Linked DNA regions of Homo sapiens: region 2 is linked to region 1. Evidence: read pairs that join two places in POLR2A ChIA-PET (ENCODE). Cell type or tissue: HepG2. All regions are shown on one strand. Each heading gives the region's core, and the rest is flanking DNA. Links, peaks and the distances in the headings are about the cores only.

Region 1 (7,694 bases), core at 2,495-6,494:
TTCTGCATTGAGACAAACTTGTGAGGACAGGCTCATGTTTGATGGATGGAGCCCTGACCTAAAATACAGAAGAGATGTGCTTGACAAGGGAAAAAAAGAGATCAGTTATAATCCCTATGCATTAGATTTTTCCAGTTGCAAGCACTGGCAACCTGACTTAATATGAATTTAACAAAATTTATGCTGGGCGCAGTGGCTCATGCCTATAATCCCAGCACTTTGGGAGGCTGAGGCTGGTGGATCACCTGAGGTCAGGAGTTCGAGACCAACCTGACCAGCATGGTGAAACTCCATCTCTATGGAAAATACAAAAATTAGCCCGGTGTGGTAGTGCAGGCCTGTAATCCCTGCTACCCAGGAGACTGATGCAGAATTATCACTGGAACCCAGGAGGCAGAGGCTGAAGTGAACCAAGATCATGCCACTGCACTCCAGCCTGGGTGACAGAGCGAGACACTTTTGCAAATAATAATAATAATAATAATAATAAATCTGTTGGCTCTTTTGGAGAAATGTTAAGGAGCAGCAGACAACAATTTTATGACTGGGGCTGGTTCTATTATAATTCTGATATTATATATCAGAGTCTCCTACATTCAAGCTGCAATAACTTTCTAAACAGCTTGCTGAAAGTCACCCAGGGAATTATTTGTTGATGTTCCAGAAGAGGGAGATACAAAGGCAAAGGGATTGTTCCCGGAATTTTTCTGAGTAATTAAGTTACAGTTGCTATTTGCAAGTCACTGCAAAGGAAATCTTCCAGTAGATGCTACTTATTCAGCCATGTGTGCAAAACTAGATATTTCTTACATTAACATTGTAATTATATTTGGCATCATTTTTTGTTTTGCTTTAGATGGACAAAGATTAAGTCTTAAGTGTACAAGTCAGAGAAGGAGAAGACACATTTCTGATGCCTTTGAGTAATTCTGATCTGCTAAATTAGACACACAGCCTGGCATAGACCAACCCCAGTCCATTATCACAGACTGAAGACCAAAGAAAGGAATAAATGAAACCTGTAATGTGCTGAGCATTTTACATAAATCATCTTTGGAATTCTCACAATGCAAGGAAGATACCATTATCCCTATCTTAGCAGATAAAGAAAGCAAATCTCAGAGAGCTTTTACTCACTTTTCCAGGACCAGTCAGCTCTTAAGATGTAAAGCCAGGATTCTAGAACTGAATCATCTGATTTCAAAGCCTGAGCAAGGGGGAAGTGGTGCACGCCTGTAGTCCCAGCTACTAAAGAGGCTGAGGTGGGAGGATCCCTTAATCCTAGGAGTTTGAGTCCAGCCTGGGCAACATAGCAAGAACCAATCTCAAGAAAAAAATTAGCAATGCAAGACCATGAGCCCAGCTTCATACTGGTGGTATTTTTGGGGGATAATTAAGCTGTGTAACATGTAGCTTTTGATTTCCTTTTACAACTTCTCTCCTTAACACCTATAGATTTATTATCATCAAAATACAATGTAGTCTGGGCACAGCGGCTCACGCCTATAATCCCAGCACTCTGGGAGGCCGAGGCAGGTGGATCACCTGAGGTCAAGAGTTCGAGACCAGCCTGGCCAACATGGTGAAACCCTGTCTCTACCTGAAAATACAAAAATTAGTCAGGCATGGTGGCAGGCGCCTGTAATCCCAGCTACTCGGTAGGCTGAGGCATGAGAATCACTTGAACCAGGGAGGTGGAGATTGCAGTGAGCCAAGATCATGCCATTGCACTCCAGCCTGGGCGACAGAGCAAGACTCAGTCCCAAAGAAAAGGAAAAACATACAATGTAAAAAGCACAATCCAAGGAGCTGAAAACGCAAGAGAGAACTGCCTACCACCTTTGCTTGCCAGGAATTCACAGACTATTGGGAGAGAGAACACAAATATGAAACAATAAACAACCTATGGGTGGAATTGGGCTGAGCAACCAGGACCAGAAGCTTCTAGTGATGCCCCAATGCCCATTTCCCTTCTTCAGTAAGACAACCCTCCTGCCTCCTTCCACTAGATAAGACTGTAGCCATGTGGAACAGAGACTGTACTTATGGAATCCTTTATGGCAGTTTCATGTAAGTAAATTCTGTCTAGTGGGATGCAAGCAGAAAGGACAAGTGCAGTTTCTGACAGGGAGTCTTAAAGGAAAAGGACAATCCATTCCTCTTCCCTGCCTGTTAGAGCCTTGGCAGCCATCTTGAATCAGGAGGTGAGTTTGGAAGTGGAAGTCGCTCGTGGCAGAACTACCCATGGGAGAATCCCGGGGATCTGACTCTGAGGGGTGCAGCTCCTACCCTGGACTGCCCACCTCCATTCTTTTATGTGAAAGAGAAGTAAACTTCAATCTAACTTAAGCCATTGTTATTTTGGGTTTTTGTCATTGTAAGCAAGTTTAATCCTAACTATTAAAAAGGTACAGTTCTATAAGCACTCGCCACCTCCCCCAAATCCTACCAGGTGACCTTCATTCAGCAAGTGACTTAACCTTCCCCAGGGTGGCTGTGAGAACCCAGTGAGATCAACCCATGAGAGACCAGGAAAAAGCTCGCGGGGTTTTGAGTTGGCCTGTGTGATGCAGTGTGACTGGGGGAAACAAAGGAAGAAAACTAATACCCAGGACTCATCAATTCACAATTTCCTGAAGTGCTTCACGGTCAGCATGTGCAGAATAATTTCTAAAACTGTGTAGCCTTAGTCCCAGGGAGGCTGAGCTGGGAGGATCACCTGAGCCCAGGAGGTCGAGGCTGCAGTGAGCCGTGATCATGCCACTGCACTCCAGCCTGGATGACAGGGTGAGACCCTGTCTCAAAAATTTATTTATTTATTTGTTTGTTTATTTATTTATTTAATTAAATAAAACCATGTAGCACAGACATTAAGTTCTTTGTAGATTCAGAGCTGATAAAATTTGTGTGCTGCAGTAAATGATTAAAGGTTTGATGAGGGAGATGAAGTATGAGTGGGGTGTTAAGAAATGAATCCGATTTGGTATGCAAGTCATGACTCCTAACTACAAGTTATGGAAAATCAACCCTGTTTGGAAAAACAAAAAAAAAGTGGGTGGGGAGGAGGTTGGTGGTTGAATCATGTAATTAAAAAGGCAAGAAGTAAGCTCAGGGAAGGCTGGATGGAGACCAAATGATGTCATTAGGATGCGGTCTCAGCTCTGCTTTCCTGAGTTCATTGCATTTTCATAAGGCAAGGAGTGGTGTCTGGCAGCTGTGGATGTACATCCTATCAGCTCAGCAACCCAGGTGGAAAATACCTTCTTCCTTAGGGCTGCAGAGAAACCCTCAACCTACCTGACTCCCTGTGCCTCTGATTCTGCAGACCTGGGTCATGTTCCCACCCCTGGAGTGGATAGGGGCAGAAGAATGTAGCCTCAGCCCCATCCAAACTGCAAGAATTAAGAGTTCCAAAAGGGTGGTTTTCCAAAAGGAAAAGTGAGGTGCTATTGGCAGGAGAAGGGGAGTTGATGCTGGGAGGAATGTTATTCGAGTGTTATGGCAGAGGAGAGAAAAAGCAAAGAAAGAAAGTCTAGAATGAGTGGAATAACATGAGCTGAATGGAAGAGAAAACTCAAGTAGGCAAGACAAGTGCTGGCAAGGGACCACCTTCCTTTGTATTATTTCTCTCTCTCTCTCTCGTTTTTTTTTTTTTTTTTGAGCCGGAGTCTCACTCTGTCACCCAAGCTGGAGTGAAGTGGCGCAATATCGGCTCACTTTAACCTCTGCCTCCCGGGTTCAAGTGATTCTCCTGCCTCAACCTCCCGAGTAGCTAGGATTACCACATGGTGGGAGTAGCCACCATGCCCGGCTAATTTTTGTATTTTTTGTAGAGACGTGGTTTAATCATGTTGACCAGGCTGGTCTCGAACTCCTGACCTCAGGTGATCCACCCGCCTCGGCCTCCCAGAGTGCTGAGATGACAGGCATGAGCCCCGCCAGGGGATCCCCTTCTTCTTTGCTGCACTAGTTTGCTTGGACTCTCATAACAAAATAAGCGGCATCAACAACGGAAATTTATCGTGGAGACTGGAATTCTGGAGTTCCAAGTTTCCTCTGAGGCCGCTCTCCTTGGCTTGCAGATGGCCTCCCTCTTGCTGCCCTGCTCTGCTCATGTGTCCCCGGTATCACTTCCTCTTTTTTATAAGGACACCAGTCACATTGGATTAGGGCCCACCCATAGGACCGTATTTAATCTTGATTACCTCTACAAAGGCCCTATCTCTAACTATAGTAACAGTCTGAGGTACTGGGGATTAGGACTTCAACATGTGAATTAGGTGGGGGGACCCAGTTCAGCCCATGTCACTCACTGTTGTCCAAAGGGCAGTAATGAAATGCATGGATTGGGGATTTCTTATACATTTATAAAAAATGCAGTAGTTACAGCTGGATGGTGTGAGCAGCCAGTTCTCAGCAAATCTTCCTTATGATCCTTGTCAAAAGACAAAATTACAACAAATTTAGTTTAAAGATCTCTAGTGGCTTTATTTGCGATTCGAGAATCGTGCAACACTTCATTCCATAAAATAGAATGAGTGTTCTGATGAGCTGAGCAGAGAAGGGTGGATTTATAGGCAGAAAAAGTGCTGAAGAAAGCAGAAACAAAGAACAAAAAGCAGATTGGTCATTTCAAAGTTATTTCCCTTGTAAGGTGGGGACAGAACAATAGAAAAATTACTGACTGGGTATGATCAGTTTACTTCAGATTAAGGGTTAAAAGAGGGGCATTCATTATCATGCCGATCGAAGACAGAAACTGGCCTGGTTGGGAGGGAGATTGCCAGTTATCTCTCTCTCCTGATTTCTCAGAAGATCAGCTTGACAGTTTTAGTTTGGTGCCTGGGAACCTCAGCATTAGTGACATCATTTTGATCTTTAGTCTGGTCTGGTGGGGGCTTTTGCAGGAGCTCAGTCCAAAACAATGGACTCCGATAATTTTTTTTTTTTTTTTTTGAGACGGAGTCTTGCTCTCTCGCCCAGGCTGGAGTGCAATGGCAGGATCTGGACTCACTGTAACCTCCGCCTCCTGGGTTCAAGTGATTCTCCTGCCTCAGCTTCCCAAGTAGCTGGGATTACAGGCACCTGCCACCACACACAGCTAATTTCTATATTTTTAGTAGAGACGGGCTGGTCTCATGTTGGCCAGGCTCGTCTCAAACTCCCGACCTCAGGTGATCCACCTGCCTCGGCCTCCCAAAGTGCTGGGATTACAGGAGTGAGCCACCGCGCCCGGCCTGCTAATTTTTATATAACACTCTAAATCAGTGAAACCTGCCATCATGAAAATTAAATCCGTCTTCTAGAGAAACTAGGCTTCCAGAAAGCTCAGCCCACTGGAATGGCAGTGCATAGCCAAAACCAAGCAAATAAACAAAAGGAAGAATTGCAACCAAGGAACCCACAAATCAAAGGTGCAGTTACACAAAGGCTCTGCAACTTGTCAGTTATCTATGGGAAGGCCAGTGACACTCCAAGTAGCCAGCCTTATTGGGCAAAGCTAAGACATGTAGGGTCAGGATGGATGGAAGGCACATTGCCTAATGCAGTGTTCTGTTCTGTTCATAGCAGACACACAGGAAGCAGTGGCTAGATGAATTTATCAAAAATGAGCAGAAGGAAGAAGAAAGAATCTCTGTGGTATTGGTGAGTTGTTTGTTCTGACAATAGACATAGAGCAAAAAACTCCTGACTTCCAGGGCAGGGAGATGAGAGTGGAGAGGCAAAGGCCACTTGAGCTTTGATTCAGAAGCACTTGAAGCCTTAAGTATGAGATAAGTTACCTCCAGAATGTGTGTGTGGAAGGGAGGGGAGGTAAGAGGAGGGGCAAGCAACGTGTTACGTTCCTGGATCACCTAACCAAAAATAGAGACACTCCCCACCCCCAGCACTAGAGACACCCCCATCCCCAGCACTAGAGACATCCCCCACCCCCAGCACTAGAGACACCCCCCACCCCCAGCACTTTGGGAGGCCAAGACGGGAGGATTGTTTGAACCTAGGAGTTCAAGACCAGCCTGGGCAAGATGGTGAGATCCTGTCTCTACAAAAAAAAAAATTTTTTATTAGCCAGGGAGGGTGGCACGTGACTGTAGTCCCAACTACTTGGGATGCTAAAGAGGACTGCTTGAGCCTCGGAATTCAAGGCAACATCGAGCTATGATGATGCCACTGCCCTCCAGCTTCGGCAGCAAAGTGAGACCCTGTCTCTAAGAAAAAAGAGAGATTCCCTCTAGCCCCCACCAGCCTCATCCTATGTCATCTACCATCTGTCCACTCTATTTCCTAGCACTTATCAATATATGAAATCATCTTATATAATTGTTTAATTACTTTAATATTCCATCCCCACCACCTCCAGATTATAAGTGCTATGAAGGGGCCTTCAGGTGGTTCCTCACCATGTCTTAGTAGCCAGAACAGGACCTACCTAGCATATACTCGGTGCCCAGAAACATTGTTTAATGAATAAAAGAGAAAGAGCAAAGGATATCAGAGATTTCTGTAATAAAATAAAGGTAACCATGTGTTGGGAACAGGCCCCCCAAAATCTGGCCATAAACTGGCCCCAAAACTGGCCATAACCAAAATATCTGCGGCACTGTGACATGTTCATGATGGCCATGACGCCTATGCTGGAAGGTTGTGGGTTTACTGGAATGAGGGCAAGGAATACCTGGCCCACCCAGGGTGGAAAACTGCTTAAAGGCGTTCTTAAACCCCAAACAATAGCATGAGTGATCTGTGTCTTAAGGACGTGCTCCTGCTGCAGATAACTAGCCAGAGCCCATCCCTTTATTTCGGCCCATCCCTTTATTTCCCATAAGGAATTCTTTTAGTTAATCTATAATCTATAGAAACAATGCTTATCACTGGCTTGCTGTCAATAAATACATGGGTAAATCTCTGTTCGAGGCTCTCAGCTCTGAAGGCTGTGAGACCCCTGATTTTCCACTCCACACCTTTATACTTCTGTGTGTGTGTCTTTAATTCCTCTAGCACCACTGGGTTAGGGTCTCCCTGACCGAGCTTGTCTCGGCAACCATGTCCAAGTAATTAATCATTCTGTGGGGAGCTTGGGGATCCTGAATGCTTCATTCCCTGAAATTGATGCATAGTCAGTGTATACATTTTGGTTAGAAAATCTGTGATGACATCATGAAAAATCAGCATTGTTTTCCTGTTCCTTTTGCAATATTAATAGTAAAAACATGATCTCCTAGGAGCGTTATTGAACTTTTATGTACGTATGTATGTATCTAGAGATGGGGTTCTTGCTATGTTGCCCAGGCTGGCCTCGAGCTCCTAGGCTCAAGGGATTCTGCTGCCTCAGCCTCCCAAGTAGCTGGGACTACAGGCACACACCACTGCCCCTGGCCTAAACTTTTAGTGAATTTATCTATTAACCATGTCTTCTTTTCTGTAATCTGATGCTTTGACATCTGGGGCCTTGCTGACCCTGGAAGGGTCAATTCCTAGAGATACTAAACAACTCAGTGGTAAGCATATTTCTCAAATGTAAACCAAAAACTCCAGAGCCCAAACCTAACCACCTCCTTTATGGAGCCCTCATACTCTAGGCCACCACCCACCTGCCCTTACCACCCCAGGGCTGGGTACCAGACAGCTAGGGACAGCCCATGTGCTCCATAGCTCACAGAGTTTACTCAAACTGGGCTGGGTGCGGTGGCTCA
Region 2 (7,694 bases), core at 1,922-5,921, 140 kb after region 1:
CTTAAAAGCCATTTTCTATATTTGAAGTTTTAATTTAATTAAACAAAAAGTTCAAGGGGGGAATTTTATTCAAAAATATCTTGAAACATAATCCTCTTGGTGTCAAAGAATAAGATAAATCCCTTCACAAATGTGGCCACTAAACGTCATCCTCTCATCCCCCCATATGTGTTCTGCTGAATGACTGGCGGTCAGGACTATGTAATAGGGATTGGTTATAGCCAGGGATGGGGGAAAGAAGTTGGTAAATGCCATAGCTGCTTGCCCTAAAGATTTTCAGTCAGCCTTGGAGATGTTACCTATAAATCTCTATAGTTCGGAGGCCACTCAAGTCCACTTTCAAATTGGGTCCATGTTCTGGCCCATTTGAGAAGGAGCCAGGCAAGTCAGCCTGTAGGCTTGCCCAAGTAACAGTCTAAGAATTAGGCCCTTTTCTGCTGGGCACAGTGGCTCACGCCTGTAATCCCAGCACTTTGGGAGGCTGAGGTGGGTGGATCACAAGGTCAGGAGTTCGAGACCAGCCTGGGCAACATAGTGAAACCCCGTCCTACTAAAAATACAAAAATTAGCCCGGCATGGTGGCATGCAGCTGTAGTCCCAGCTATTCGGGAGGCTGAGGCAGGAGAATCGCTTGAACCCGGTAGGCGAGGGTTGCAATGAGCCGAGATCACACCATTGCACTCCACCCTGGGCAACAGAGTGAGACTCTGTCTCAAGAAAAAAAAAAAAAAAGATTTAGGCCCTTTTCCTTGAAGGGACTGAGGTGGTCCACAAGGAGTGGCTCTCTGATTGTAACTAAGCCACTAATGGAGACATGCAATTATTTTAGCTGTGTCTTAGTCCGTTCAGGCTGTTGTAACAAAATACCTTAGACCAGGTAATTTATAAGCAACAGAAATTTATTACTTATAGTTCTGGAGGCTGGGAAGTCCCAGATCAAGGCACCAACAGAATCAGAGTCTTGTGAGGTCCCACTTTCTCTGGATGGTGCCACCTATGTGTTCTCATGTGGCAGAAGGGCAGAGGGGACAAACAAACACCCTTAAGCCTCTTATATGAGGGCACTAATCCCATTCATGAGTGCTCCATCCTGAGGCTGATCACCTCCCAAAGGCCCCACCCTCTAATATCATCACCTTGGTGATTAGGTTTCAACATATGAAATTTTTTGTGGGGAGGGACACAAACATTCAGACTGTAGTGGCTGTTTTATTTATGGAATGAAAATCTTTTAGGCATTTTCTCAAGGACTGACTCACCTTGAGTGTAAAACAATTTCAGTGTCACCTAATTTATAGTAACTTTTACATGATTAAGGCAATGATATAGTCTAGAGCATGATGTCCCTGTATTATAGTGTATTGGTCCATTCTCACACTGTTATAAAGAACTGCCCAAGACTGGGTAGTTTATAAAGGAAAGAGGTTTAATTGACTCACAGTTCTGCAGGGGCGGGGAGGCCTCAGGAAACTTAACAATAATGGCGGAAGGGGAAGCAAACACATCCTTCTTCACATGGCAGCAGGAAGGAGAAGTGGCGAGCAAAAGGGGGAAGAACCCCTTATAAAACCACCAGATCTCATGAGAACTCACTCACTATCATGAGAACAGCATGAGGGTAACTGCCCCCATGATTAAATTTCCTCCCACTGAGTTCCTCCCATTAAACATGGGGATTATGGGAACTACAAGTCAAGATGAGATTTGGGTGGGGACACAGACAAACCATATCATATAGAAAAGGATGCTTTGATAATGTCTGAAGATATATTCTCTGGGCTTAAAATTCAACAACTGTTTAGCCTGTTAATCAAGATTTATTCCTGCATATCATGCTTCGAATTGTTTTCAAATTGCTCTTTACTTCAAGTATCAGTATAGCCTGATATCAGGTAGTTTTCCTCCGACCTCTAGTGTTAACCAGTGCATGCATTAGTCATTCAGGTGAAAAGTGCTATGTGCTAGATTGAATTAATTGAGTGAACTGGTTGCTTTCATGTGTCTTAACATGGACGTGCAATATTTAGACCAACCGCAGGCATAAGGTCATTATCCCCCTGTATTAATTTGCTAAGGTTGTCATGACAAAATACTCGACTGGTGGTTCAAACAACAGAAATTTATTTTCTCACAGTTCTGGAGGCTGGAGGTCCGAGATCTTGGTGTTGCAGGTTTGGTTCCTCCTGAGGCCTCTCTCTTTTGCTCGCAGACGGCCGCCTTCTCACTGTATCGTCACATGGTCTTTCCTCTGTGCACATGCACATTCCTGGTCTCTTGGTGTGTCCAAATTTCCTGTTCTTATAATTTTTTTGAGACACGGTATCGCTCTGTCACCCAGGCTGGAGTGCAGTGGCGCGATCTCGGCTCGCTGCAACCTCCACCTCTGGGTTTCAAGCAATTCTCCTGCCTCAGCCTCCTGAGTAGCTGGGATTACAGGCTTGCACCACCACACCTGGCTAATTTTTGTATTTTTAGTAGAGACGGGGTTCTACTCTTCACCATGTTGGCCAGGATGGTCTCGAACTCCTGACCTCAAGTGATCAGCCCGCCTTGGCCTCTCAAAGTGCTGGGATTACAGGCGTGAGCCACCACACCCGGCCAGGACTCCTGTTCTTATTAGGGCCCAGGCTAATGGCCTCATTTTAACTTAGTCACTTCGTTAAAGGCCCTGTCTCCAAATGCAGTAACTTTCTCAAGTACTGGGAGTTAGGACTTCAAATGTGAATTTTGTGGGGGACACAGTTCAGCTCATAACACCGCCTCCATGAGTGATCCACTGGAAATTCACATTTGGGAACAGAGAAATGTTAGTAGAAGGGAGCTTTGAGGCTCTGAACCAGGAGCCTACCCCTGTGCAGGAGGCTCTTCTGCTTAACCACTTGAAGGTTTGCGGAGTTTTCTCCATAAAAGGAAGCCATTTATTCCTCTGGAGCTAAAATATGCCTCCCTCCAACTGCTCTTCTCTGTTCCCAGGGCTGCCTTGTGGAACTACAGAGAATAAACTCACCTCCTTTTTCCACATGGCAGCCCTCTAAGTATTTGAAAACATTTATCATGTCTTTCCTTTAATCTTTTCTTCTCTAGGCAAAACATCTCCCGAGAAAATAACCTGTCTCACATTAAAAGAAAAACTCCAGGGCTTATATATATTTCAGACAGGAATGTGCTTGATGGAAGCTTGCCAAACATCACTGGGTTTCAATTTCAGTATCCCCAGTTTTAAGAACCATTTCTTTCTCAGACTCTTTAAAACATGAGAACAACTTAGTTTGCTTTAAGCCAAATATTATATACTGAAAGAATTGACTGGAGGACATGAGTCATTGATACTGAAGTATGTGACTGCTGGTATAAGGGAATCCCTTACCTCAAGGATGTTGCAAAATGAGCTGAAGTCAAATAAAGTGAAGAAAACATCAATATATGTTGACATGGATTCCTAACCCTGGAATGATCAGTCACCCTTCTGGTACTTCACTCAACAAGATGATTAGCATACAGCCTTACACAAAGCAGTAGCTAGAGATTAGAGCAAGAGAATTCCTGCTTTCCAGATAACTGTTAGCTGTAAATAAAGTGGCAGATTGATAGTGTCCAACCAAATAGTCAGGGAGCAGAGCCAAGGTTTGCTCTCAAGCAGCCTCCTGCCAAGCCCTGTGACCTCACCGTGTAAGCTTAGCATTATGGACTGAAGGTTTGTGTCCCCCTAAACGTACATGTCGAAATCCTAACTCTAAGGTGATGTGGTATTTGGAGGGAAAGCCTTTGTGAGGTACTTAGGTCATGAGGGTGGAGCCCTCATGAATGGGATTAGTGTCCTTCCCTTTCACCATGTGAGGTTACAGGGAGCAGTCTGCAGTCCAGAAGAATCCAGGACTACCAGATCCCAACCACACTGGCCTCCTGATCTCTGACTTTCAGCCTGCAGGATTGTGGAAAATAAAAGTGTTCCTTGTTTATAAGCCACCTGGTTTATATGGTGCTTTTATAGCAGCCCAAATGGACTAGGACAATGAACAAAAAGTATGATGTCTTCTCATGCTTGTCAAAATCCTGGTCCTAAGTATTCCCCTAATCAAGTCCATTTCTGTTGAGTATGTTCAAATACCTTAGGATTCTTTGTCAGTGTTATCTTGATAGATGTCTGGCCATTGGAATCTGATGCTGTTTCGAGTCTTCATCCCTTATGTAGCTCATGGACTCCTTTTGGTCTTCAGTTTTCTGAATATCTTGTAATGAGGACTCTCCACGTGAATCCGTTTCCATTCAATGTGCGGGGTTCTTTGAGCTCTTTCGGTCTAGAAACTCATACACTTGGCTGGATGCAGTGGCTCATGCCTGTAATTCCAGTGCTCTGGGAGGCCAAGGTGGGAGGATCACTTGAGCCCAGGGGTTTGAGACTAGCCTGGGCAACACAGCAAGACCCCGTCTCTACAAAAAAATAAAAATAAAAAAATTATCTAGGTGTGGTGTTGCATGCCTGTAGTTCCAGCTACTCCAGAGGCTCAGGCAGGAGAATCGCTTGAGCCCAGGAGGTTGAGGTTACAATGAATCTCACCATTTACACTGTAGCCTGGGTGACAGAGTGAGACCCTGTCTCTAAGAAAAGAAAAGAAAAATTCATGTACCTCATTTCTGGGAAATTTTTTTACATATATCTATACCTTTTCATTTGGTCTATTTCATAGAGTTGCCTAGGTAAAGAAATAAATATATGTGGACTCAAGGAGAGAAATAATATTTATTCTACATCACTTTTATTATTTGAGTTTTTAATGTTTATTTTCCCGTTGCTTTTTAAAGTGATTTTAAAATTCTCTTTTAGTGTTTCTGTTGTATCATAACAATTCCTTTGAGGAACTATTCTTCAGAGTATTTATCTTGGATTTTGAATAGCAATAACCATGTCTATACAAACATGTCCAGTTCAACTGGACCATAAAACTCAATTAGTTGATATTTATCTATGTGCATAGCATGCAGCAGAGAGCCTGCCCATCCTGTAGATAACCTGACAGTGTCATTTAGATTCAGGGTGTGTATAGATAGATAGATACAGACAGATATCTATCTATACACACCCTGAATCTAAAAGACAGGTGTCTGTCTATCTATCTATCTATCTATCTATCTATCTATCTATCTATCTACTATCTATAACTATCTAGATATAGATATATCTCTATATAGATATATATATATAGATATAGATATATATATCTATATAGAGATATATCTCCTCTTTTACAGTTATCCAATTTGGAGCTGTATTTCACTCAACTTTAAATTATCTTGGAGCATTTCAAAGGAATAACAGGAGGTGAGGTCACCCCACTGATTGCCAGGGTTGACTTGGCTGATCGGGCTGGCTAGGCGGGTGTCCCCTTCCTCCCTCACCACTCCATGGGCGTCCCTCCCGAAGCTGCACACTTGGTTGAAGAGGATGACCATCCCTGATAGAGGAGGACTGGTCTTCGGTCAAGGGTGTACAAGTAGCTGCGCTCCCCTGCTAGAACCTCCAAACACGCGCTCAAGGTCCATTTAAAGGAATAACAGTGGCATCGATTCTCTGTTCTATTTCATCTGTCCTTTTCCAGCAAGAAGAAAAGAGACCCTACTGGTTTTTGGCTTCTTTTCCTCCAAGGGCGATGCCAGGTTAAAGAGAAAATGAGAGGAGAGGAGGCCAGGGAGGGTTGAATTTAGTGTGCAAGTCCATTCTTCCATTCCGTGACACTCATATTTGGGTTAAATACCTAAGCATCCTTGGAGGAAGTTGGAGAGCCTAATATTGGTTTTAATTCTGAGTGTAGTGGTCCCTGTCCCCTCCCTTTCAGGAAAAATAGAGGAAAGTAGCCTGCTTTATTGCAGCCATCTGTCCACTGGTCCCGCCTCCAGACTGCCCACTCCGAGGCCTCTCCCGTTCTCTTCCTGTGTCACTGCTTGGTTTTTTGTTTTTGTTTTTTATAGAGATGGGATCTTGCTGTGTTGCCCAGGCTGGTCTCGCACTCCTGGCCTCAAGCAATCCTCCCATCTCGGCCTCCCCAAGTGCTGGGATTACAGGCATGAGCCACCTCGCCCGGCCTGTGTCACTACTTTGTGCTGTCACACTGTGGACCACTGTTTCCATGTTTTAATCCTCTCCACATGTGGCTTTGCTGCCACTTTCTCCCTCATTGCCCCTAATCCCTGTCCATTCCCAGGGTCCTTTTTCAGATTCCTCTTCCTCAGGGTTCCAGGCCATTCTTATTTCATGGACATCATTCCGTTCGGGTGATCCCACAGATTCGCACTGCATCTTTCATCTTGTGGGCACCGTGACTTTGGACTCCTCCCTCACCTTCGTCACTACTGCATCCATCTGTTTTGTTGCTTCAGTCTCTTCCTCCCGTCATCACAGCCTGGTTGCCTTTTCTAAATCACAGTCAAATTCGGTGCCACCATCCCCTGCCTCAAGCCTCCAATGGCTCCCTATAGTCTTCAGAACCAGCAGCACAAAGTTCTTTTTTAAAGAAACAAACCAGCTTTTGTGAGCTGTAATTCACATACTATGCAGTTGACCCATTTAAAGTACACAGTTCAGTGGTTTTTGCTATATTCACAGAGTTGTATAACCACCCCCACAATCAACTGTGGGACATTTTCTTTTCTTTCTTTCTTTTTTTTTTTTGAGAGGGAGTCTTGCTCTGTTGCCCAGGCTGGAGTGCAATGACGCGATCTCAGCTCACTGCAACCTTCACCTCCTGGGTTCAAGTGATTCTCATGCCTCAGCCTCCCGAGTAGCTGGGATTACAGGCGTGCGCCACAATGTCTGGCTAAATTTTGTATTTTTAATAGAGATGGGATTTCACCATGTTGACCAGGCTGGTCTTGAACTCCTGACCTCAAGTGATCTGCCCGCCTCGGCCTCCCAAAGTGTTGGGATTATAGGTGTGAGCCACCACACCTGGCCAGGACATTTTCATTACCTCATAAAGAAACTCCATCCTGGTTAGCTGTCACTCCCTCTCCCGCCAAAACCCCCAGTCTTAGGTAACCACTAACTACTTTATGTCTATGGATTCGCCTCTTGTAGACATTTCAAATAAATGGAATTAAACCGTGTATGCTCTTTGGTGACTAGCTTCTTTCACTTAAAGTTTTTTCAATATTCATCTATGTTATGGCATGTTTCAGTACTTTATTTCTTATTACTTTTTATTACTAACCCATTTCCATTAAACAAGCTCAATTTTATTTATCCCTGCATGAGCTGATAGATATTTAGGTTGCTTCCACTTTTGGCTACTAGGAATATTATGCTGTAATGAACATTGATGGACAAGTTTTTCTGTGGGTGTGTATTTCCATTGCTCTTGGTTATATGTCTAGGAGAATTGCTGGGTCATATAATAAATTTATGTTTAACATTCTGAGGAACTACCAGCCTATTTTCCAAAGTGGCTGTACCATTTTACCTTCCCAATAGCGATGTGTGAGGGTTCCACCTTCTCCATTCCTTGTTATTGTGGTCTTCCTTGCCCCCCGCCACCTGCCCCTGTTTTTTAAACCAGGCACATCAGCTTTATGTTTTTTTTTTTTTTTTTTTTTTTTTGACACAGTCTCACTTTGTCGCCCAGGCTGGAGTGCAGTGGTGCGATACCATCTTACTGCAACCTCCACCCCTCTGGGTTCAAGCAATTCTTGTGCTTCAGCCT

The links. Peaks named below come from ENCODE experiments on the same cell type or tissue, not always from the same donor. Only the 100,000 strongest peaks of a DNase experiment are listed, where the experiment ranks them.
Region 2: POLR2A ChIA-PET joins it to region 1 with 5 read pairs; 3 of 35 experiments call an interaction of 5 or more read pairs at or near these places.

The regions. Positions count from the first base shown.
Region 1 is chr6:151,176,393-151,184,086 of GRCh38, forward strand. No RefSeq gene overlaps it. Among named protein-coding and RNA genes, the nearest start is that of AKAP12, 60 kb to the right of the region's middle. In HepG2, for the core only: no CTCF peak of the experiment used is centred there; no DNase peak of the experiment used is centred there.
Region 2 is chr6:151,314,338-151,322,031 of GRCh38, forward strand. All of the region lies in intron 3 of AKAP12 (A-kinase anchoring protein 12), which reads left to right. It also overlaps the pseudogene RN7SKP268. Among named protein-coding and RNA genes, the nearest start is that of ZBTB2, 73 kb to the right of the region's middle. In HepG2, for the core only: no CTCF peak of the experiment used is centred there; a DNase peak (open chromatin) is centred at 3,574.